Linked DNA regions of Homo sapiens: region 1 is linked to region 2. Evidence: chromatin loops called from intact Hi-C (ENCODE). Cell type or tissue: IMR-90. All regions are shown on one strand. Each heading gives the region's core, and the rest is flanking DNA. Links, peaks and the distances in the headings are about the cores only. Region 1 has its middle 56 kb from the start of NPIPB4. Region 2 has its middle 15 kb from the start of METTL9.

What was found. Hi-C counts contacts between places; a loop is a spot of excess contacts. Peaks named below come from ENCODE experiments on the same cell type or tissue, not always from the same donor. Only the 100,000 strongest peaks of a DNase experiment are listed, where the experiment ranks them.
Region 1: a loop joins it to region 2, with 14 times the contacts of the local background. A loop is called at or near these places in 2 of 110 quality-filtered maps.

The regions. Positions count from the first base shown.
Region 1 is chr16:21,799,982-21,804,379 of GRCh38, forward strand. It overlaps the pseudogene RRN3P1. Among named protein-coding and RNA genes, the nearest start is that of NPIPB4, 56 kb to the right of the region's middle. In IMR-90, for the core only: a CTCF peak has its summit at 2,033 (motif pointing left); no DNase peak of the experiment used is centred there.
Region 2 is chr16:21,582,404-21,586,801 of GRCh38, forward strand. No RefSeq gene overlaps it. Among named protein-coding and RNA genes, the nearest start is that of METTL9, 15 kb to the right of the region's middle. In IMR-90, for the core only: a CTCF peak has its summit at 1,765 (motif pointing right); no DNase peak of the experiment used is centred there.

The DNA of each region.
Region 1 (4,398 bases), core at 202-4,201, 220 kb after region 2:
AAGAAAGGAAGGATAAGGATGGGTGCGTAGGAAGACAACCTTCCAATTACAAGGCAGAGTAGCTCTGACCTTCTAGGAACAGGTGAGCCCCTAAGAACGTCCCAAGGGATGGAAAGCAGGTTCTCCTAACCATCTCAAAGGCACCCCTCTTAGGGTGATTGGCCAAATAGGACATGTTCACCAACACGTCTCAAGAGAAAGACAGTCTGGTGGACTTCAGTATTCCCTGATGCATCCAGTCAAGTCCTATGGGTGAATAATTTTGTTCTTGGGGAAGGGTTTCAACAGCATCCTTGTCCAAAGATATCTTCATGGGCCACTGAAAGAAACTGGCCTCCTAGATAGGTCTATTACCTTTAAAAGGGTTTTTCTTCAGCTTTAACAGATACAATAGATTTGGAATGCAAATGAAAAAAATGACAAACCTACAAAAAGAATCAAAACAGTATACAACACTGTCCTCTATCCACAAAACAAATGGATCTTTAAGTGCAACCACACAAAAGAGATGACAAAAGCCTTACATACAGGGTTTTATATATAAAAAAGGAGACACTTTATTCTAAAATCACCACTTAGAAATATAAACATCTTGCACAGAGTAGGAATTTTATTCACTTTAAAAACATGCCAAAAACATATGGGAGATATTTCTGACTTGAGACAATGCTATACTCTTTTTAAAGCATGATATTAAAAAGTACTCGGCAAATTAGGCTACTTACATAAGAGAAATAAATTTAGCTCTTGCCAAAAAGCTTCCAATATAATTTCCAGCAGCCTGCCTGATGATGGCAGGATTACTTGGATCCTGCAAGTTTTTCCAAAGATGTTCCAAAAATGCCTCTGCGAATCCCTATAAAAAGAGAGGGCATCGGTGTGATATTTTTTAATGCCTAAGATAATCTGACTATCAAAATCCCAAGATTTTTACTTCACCAATGTAGGGAAAAGTTCTACTATCTCATAACTATCTCATGGGCTTCATTTTTAAAACACGTTGAGAGAATATCATTAGAAACAAAAGGCACCTCGGGTGTTAAATAATCCAATGGATCCCAAACCTAGCTAAGCATCAAAATCAACCCAGGGCCAGGCACAGTGGCTCACGCCTGTAAATGTAATCCCAGCACTTTGGGAGGCCGAGGCGGGTGGATCACCCAAGGTCAGGAGCTCGAGACCAGACTGGCCAACATGGAGAAACCCTCTCTCTACTAAAAATACAAAAATTAGCCAGGCGTGGTGGCAGGTGCCTGTAATCCCAGCTACTTGGGAGGTTGAGGCAGGAGAATCACTTGAACCCAGGAGGCAGAGGTTGCAGTGAGCTGAGATCATGCCACTACACTCCAGCCTGGGTGACAGAGTGAGACTCCATCTCAAAAAACAAACAAACAAAAAACAACAAAAAATTCAACCTGGGAGGTACAAATTCAATAGGTTTGTGACAGGGCTTTGGAATCCACATATTATAAAAACTCTTCAAGTGATTCCAATGTCAGCCAGAACTAGTGACCAACAATAATTCACATCCCATGGAGCTCCACATGGGCACTCCTGTGAGTGCAAAGCACCTTCCGGTCTCTGGACACACTGAACTCAACCATGAACAGAAATACGGACTAATGTACAGCTGGTATTTGAGTTAATTATGCCAATCATGGAAAAAAACAGACACAGCTTCTCACCAAAGGGTGTAACTTCCAACTTCTCCTAAATAGCGCTGTTCTAAAGCTAGGCACGCCCATGTGGGCAGACTGAATTCAACCTTCTTTCCCATGACCAACACTCTCCTGACCTCTAGGAAGCCACAAAATCGTTGCAGAGAAGGAAAAGCCTTCTATATTCTTTCCCCCACCAAAAAAAAAAAGAAGAAGAAGAAGAAAAGTCAAAGCCTAAAGTTTTTAAAATTCTAGATTAATAAGTTGGTTTGGGCTAGTTACAACTCAACCCTTGGAAAGAATAAAGGAAATACTGTTAATTACCCCATATGAGATTTTAATAGAGAAAGGCTTAAGGGAAGACCACCACCTAGTGACCAAAGGCAGGATGACATTTTCAGAGCACCTAGCTGGGCTGGCAGGCAGCAATCTGTTTTCTCTCCAAGTGTACTGAGAAGGGAACGTGGGCCAGGCACAGTTGTTCACACCTGTAATCCCAACGCTTTGCGGGGCAGGAGGCGGGCAGATCACTTGCGGTCAGGAGTTCACAACCAGTCTGGCCAACATGGTGAAACCCCGCCTCTTCTAAAAACACAAAAATTAGCCAGGCATGGTAATCTGTGGTCCCAGCTACTCGTAAGAAGTAATGCTATAAAGTGTACAAGTGGTAAAATGCAGAAATTAAACAGTTATGCTTTTCCATTAGCCACGCCCTCACAGACAGCATCTGGCTTACAAAAACAAACACTGAAAGTTACAACAACAAAAGTGAAACATACTTCACCAAACCCAAATTCAAAGCCTTGGAAATAGACCAATTATGCTAAGTGCTAAATGACATGGCAGCAAATTACTCATATAAGGAATCGTTTTCAAGTTTGCTAAACTATTTTAATTCTTTCAATCTAAAGCCTTAACAAAGATGAGCAGCACTAGCTGTTTCCACCCTTTGATTATGATAAACTTCATCTCCACTTTCATTAATAAACTGCTAACCATATTAAACAATCCTTCCGTGGAATCTGTCCCACCACAAGTTTGATTTGCTGTTTCTTCAGCATCTTCAATACCCTGCCGGGATGCATTCACCTATAACAAAGGGGGGGGAAAAAAGAATAAAAGGATTTAAAAAATACAACTATGTTATTTTGGGATGGAAATTCATCTGATATACACACGTTCAAGGTGTCCAGATTAGTGCCTTATATCACACCCCAACACAATACACAATTATGGTGCAAGCCTGTAAACTGACCTAGGTCATGAAGGAATTTAAATATAATAAACCAAGCCCCTTTTACTACATACTTATATAAAATCGACAACTATCACATGATGCTCTATGTCAGGTAGCCTCAACAAATTCAACATTTATTCTAGCTCTGATATGGTCTGGCTCTGTGTCCCCACCCAAATCTCACTTTTTTTTTTTTTTTTTTTTGAGGCAGAGTTTTGCTCTTGTTGCCCAGGCTGGAATACAATGGCAAGATCTTGGCTCACCGCAAACTCCGCCCCCCAGGTTCAAGAGATTCTCCTGCCTCAGCCTCCTGAGTAGCTGGGATTACAGGCATGTGCCACTGTGCCCAGCTAATTTTGTATTTTTAGTAGAGATGGGGTTACTCCATGTTAGTCAGGCTGGTCTCGAACTCCTGACCTCAGGTGATCCACCGGCCTCAGCTTCCCAAAGTGCTGGAATTACAGGCATGAGCCACCACGCCTGGCCCCAAATCTCATCTTGAATTGTACTCCTGTAAGTCCCACATGTTGTTGGGGGGGGGACTGGTGGGAGATAATTTGAATCATAGGGTAGGTTTCCCCCATACTGTTCTCATGATAGTGAATAAGTCTCACGAGATCTGATGGTTTTATCAGGGGTTTCCACTTTTACATCTTCCTCATTTTCTCTTGCCGCCACCATGTAAGAAGTGCCTTTCACCTCCCGCCATGATTCTGAGGGCTCCCCAGCCATGTGGAACTGTAAGTCCAATTAAACCTCTTTTTTGGCCAGGTGCAGTGGCTCACGCCTGTAATCCCAGCACTTTGGGAGGCCGAGGTGGATGGATCATGAGGTCAGGAGATTGAGACCATCCTGGCTAACACAGTGAAACCCCATCTCTACTAAAAATACAAAAAATTAGCCGGGCATGGTGGCACGTGCCTGTAATCCCAGCTAATCAGGAGGCTGAGGCAGGAGAACTGCTTGAACCCGGGAGGTGGAGGTTGCAGTGAGCCGAGATCGCACCACTGCACTCCAGCCTGGGCAACAGAGCGAGACACCATCTCAAACAAACAAACAAAAACATCTCTTTTTCTTCCCAGGCTCAGCTATGTCTTTATCAGCAGTGTGAAAATGGACTAATACAATCTCTATGCACAAGACACTCACAGACACATTGTGTAATAAACATATCGTCAATCAATTGAGCAGAAAAATGATGAACTGCAAGCCAAATGTGCATGATGCAATATTTATTTTGGTATATCACCATTCAAATATCTTAACATACCACTCAAACCATGCCATTTTTTATTAACTATGCCTGACCTTCTTTGTAAACATTCTAAAATGTTCCTTAAGTATATACCAGAGAAAGACTATAAAGAGTACATATACAGTTGGCCAGAGAGGTGCAACTCCAAGGGAGCACTGCACCAGTGAGCCCAAGCTCCAGCTCTTCTAAGACCTTGTTCCATCTTCCTGCTTTCCTATAGCATCAATGTTTTCCTCCACCAAAGCTCC
Region 2 (4,398 bases), core at 181-4,180:
ACATGGTGAAACCCCGTCTCTACTAAAAAATACAAAAATTAGCTGGGCGTGGTGGTGCATGCCCAGCTACTCTGGAGGCTGACGCAGGAGAATCGCTTGAACCCGGGAGGTGGAGGTTGCAGTGAGCTGAGATTGCGCCACTGCACTCCAGCCTGGCAACAGAGTGAGACTCTGTCTCTAAATAAATAAATAAATATCTCATTAAAAATAATTTTAAGACGTTTAAGGCCAGGCGCGGTGGCTCACGCCTGTAATCCCAGCACTTTGGGAGGCTGAGGTGGGTGGATCACGAGGTCAGGAGATCGAGACCATCCTGGCTAGCACGGTGAAACCCCGTCTCTACCAAAAATACAAAAAAATTAGCCGGGCGTGGCAGCGGGGGCCTGTAGTCCCAGCTACTCGGGAGGCTGAGGCAGGAGAATGGCGTGAACCTGGGAGGCGGAACTTGTAGTGAGCCGAGATTGCGCCACTGCACTCCAGCCTGGGCGACAGAGCTAGACTCCGTCTCAAAAAATAAATATATAAAAAATTAAAAAAAAGACGTTTAAGTACTTTTTAATTATATAAATTACATATTACTTTTGCTGAAGATTCTGAATCAGTATACCTGGGATAGCCAAGGAAGCTGCATTTTAACCAGCACCACAGGTGATCCTGACGCTAGTGATCTGAGGCCTGTTTTGAAAAACACTAATGCGCTGGCCAACATGGTGAAATCCCGTCTCTACTAAAAATACAAAAATTAGCTGGGTATGGTCGCGAGCGCCTGTAATCCCAGCTACTTGGGAGGCTGAGGCAGGAGAATCACTTGAACCCAGGAGGCAGACGTTGCAGTGAACCGAGATTGTGCCACTGTACTCCAGCCTGGGTGACAAGAGCTAAACTGCATTTCAAACCAAACCAAACGAAACCAAACCAAAAAAACCACTAAGGCGGCTGGGCACAAGAAGAATTGTCTTGGGCCGCACATAGAATACACTAACACTTGCTGGGCATGGTGACTCACGCCTGTAATCCCAGCACTTTGGGAGGCCAAGGTGGGCGGATCACCCGAGGTCGGGAGTTCGAGACCAGCCTGACCAACATGGAGAAACCGCGTCTCTACTAAAAATACAAAATTAGCCAGGCATGGTGGTGCATCCCTGTAGTCCCAGCTACTCGGGAGGCTGAGGCAGGAGAATTGCTTGAACCCAGGAGGCGGAGTTTGTGGTGAGCTGAGATCACATCATTGCACTCCAGCCTGGGCAACAAGAGCGAAACTCCATCTCCAAAACAAAACAAAACAAAACAAAAACCTCTAAGATCAGACGCAATGGCTCATGCCTGTAATCCTGATACTTTGGGAGACTGAGGCAAAAGGATCCCTTGAGGCCAGGAGTTTCAGATCAGCCTGGGCAACGAGGCAAGACCATCTCTGCAAAAATATCTTTTTTTTTTTTTTTGAGATGGAGTTTCACTCTTGTTGCTCAGGGTGGAGTGCAATGGCACAATCTTGGCTCACTGCAACCTCCACCTCCTGGGTTCAACCAATTCTCCTGCCTCAGCCTCCTGAGTAGCTGGGATTACAGGCACGCACGTGCCAACACGCCTGGCTAATTTTTTGTATTTTTAGTAGAGACGGGGTTTCACCATGTTGGCCAGGCTCGAACTCCTGACCTCAGGTTATCCACCCGCCTCGGCCTCCCAAAGTGCTGGGATTACAGGGGTGAGCCACTGTGCCCGGCTTGCAAAAAAAAATTTTACAAAAGTAAATAAACACTAGGAGGCGGTAAAGCATTGTGGTGAAGAATGAGGGTTCTGCAACCCGACTGCCTAGTTTAAAATCCTGCTTCGGCCAGGCACGGTGCTGTAATTCCAGCACTTTGGGAGGCTGAGGTGGAAAGATCACTTGAGCCCAGGAATTCGAGACCAGTCTGTGCAATGTAGCAAAACCCGGTCTCTACAAAAAATACAAAAATTAGTTGGGCATGCCTGGGTATGGGTGCGTGCCTGACGTCCCAGCTGCTCAGGAGGCTGAGGTGGGAAGATCACTTGAGCCCGGGAGGTAGTGGTTGCAGGGAACAGAGATCATGCCACTGCACTCCAGCCTGGGTGACAAAGACCCTGTCTCACAAAAAAAAAAAAAAATTCCTGCCTCAACCACTTATTTATTTATTCACTGTAAAAGCAATGGAAGCTTTCTCTGCCTTAGATTATTTTCTATAAAAAGCTGGTAATAATAGTATCCACCTCATTTGATTGTTAGGAGGATTAAAAGAGATGGCAGACCAGGCGTGCTGGCTCACGCCTGTAATCCCAGCACTTTGTGAGGCCAAGGCAGGTGGATCACTTGAGGTCAGGAGTTTGAGACCAGCCTGGCCAACATGGTGAACCCCCGTCTCTGCTAAAAATGCAAAAGTTAACCAAGCGTGGTGGTGCACGCCTATAATCCCAGCTACCCAGGAGGCTGAGGCAGGAGAATCGCTTGAACCCTGGAGGCGGAGGAGGTTGCATGAGCTGAGATCGAGCCATTGCACTGCGGCCTGGGTGACAAAGTGAGACTCTGTCTCAAAAAAAAAAAAAAAAAAGATGGCATATGGAAAGCACTAGCACAATGTCTGGCGCTTAGTGGTGCTGTCACTGTTCTAAGTGACATGCGGTACCCTTGCAGTGCTGTTGTAGGAGGCTTTCTTTCATGGAGAGTAGGCTGTGGCCCAGATCTAGAATGTCATGGAGTAAAAATATATCTATTTCCATTTCATTTCTAGAGTTGTTTTTTTTTTTCCCTCCCAGGTACTTCACAGTAGACCGGGCAAGCCTTACAGTATGAAACAGAGCAGGTGTGTGTGTGTGTGTGTGTGTGTGTGTGTGTGTGTGTGTGTGTGATGAACATACAGGGGTAAGAAAGGCAAGGATTTTTATTTCAGGTCATAAGAAGGTGATAATTTGTCAAGCACATAGTTCTCAAAGGAAAAGATCATCTCCCTTTATAAACATTGTCACAGGTATGGTACTATTTATAATAAATTCTTGTTTTACGGAGGATTATGGAACTCTGAATTTGTGAGACTTGGTTTTTTAAAGAAAACAAAGAAAATTATACCACTTCTGTTGCATTACTAAGTACAGATGTATTTATATTAGAATTTGGAAAAAATTCACATAATTCATAATTCACCAAAGAAAGTAAGCAGGTGATGGTCCATACCTTTACGCATGGGTGGTCTTGATTGATTAGTATTTATTTATTTACTTACTTTCTTTTTATTTTTTGAGACAGAGCTTCGCTCTCTCACCCAGACTGGAGTGCAGTGGCATGATCTCAGCTCACTGCAAACTCCCCTTCTGGGTTCAAGCGATTCTCCTGCCTCAGCCTCCCGAGTAGCTGGGACTACAGGTGCGTACCACCACACCCGGTTAATATTTGTATTTTTAGTAGAAACAGGGTTTCGCCATGTTGGCCAGGCTGGTCTCGAACTCCTGACCTCAAGTGATCCACCCACCTCGGCCTCCCAAAGTGCTGGGATTGTAGGCGTGAGCCACCACTTCTGGCCAATTGATTACTATTTTTAAAGACAAGGTAGTTGGGATTATGTGATTTTTCCAAAATCACGTGGAAAGTGTAAAGGAAATACTAGAATGTGGGCTTCCTGCCTCTTGATATAAATCAAGCATGTCCAACCCATGGCCTGTGGGCCACATGCGGCCCGGGATGGCTTTGAATGCAGCCCCACACAAATTTGTAATCTTAAAACTTCATGAGATTTTGGCCCGGCGAGGTGGCTCACACCTGTAATCCTAGCACTTTGGGAGGGCGAGGTGGGCAGATCACCTGAGGTCAGGAGTTCCAACTCCTGACCAATATGGCAAAACCCCGTCTCTACTAAAAATGCAGTGCATGGTGGTAACGTGCCTGTAATCCCAGCTACTCGGGAGGTTGAGGCAGGAGAATCACTTAAGCCTGGGAGGCGGAGGGCAGAAGTTGCAGTGAGCCCTGATTGTGCCACTGCACTCCGCCTGGGCAATTGTCTCAAAACTGTCTCAAAACAAACAAAACCACATTATGAGTCTTTTGCATTTTTTTTTTATGAGAAGGAGTCCCTCTCTGTCACCCAGGCTGCAGTGCAGTGGTGTGATCTTGGCTCCCTGCAACCTCCACCTCCCAGGCTCAACCAATTCTCCTGCCTCAGCTTCCCGAGTAGCTGGGACTACAGGCGTGTGCCACCATGCCTGGCTAATTTTTGTATTTTTAATAGAGACAAGTTTTCACCATGTTGCCCAGGCTGCTCTTGAACTCCTGGCCTCATGTGATCCACCTGCCTTGGCCTCCCAAAGTGCTGGGATTACAGGCATGAGCCACCATGCCCAGCAAGTGTTAGTATATTCTGTGTGTGGCCCAAGACAATTCTTCTTCTTCCA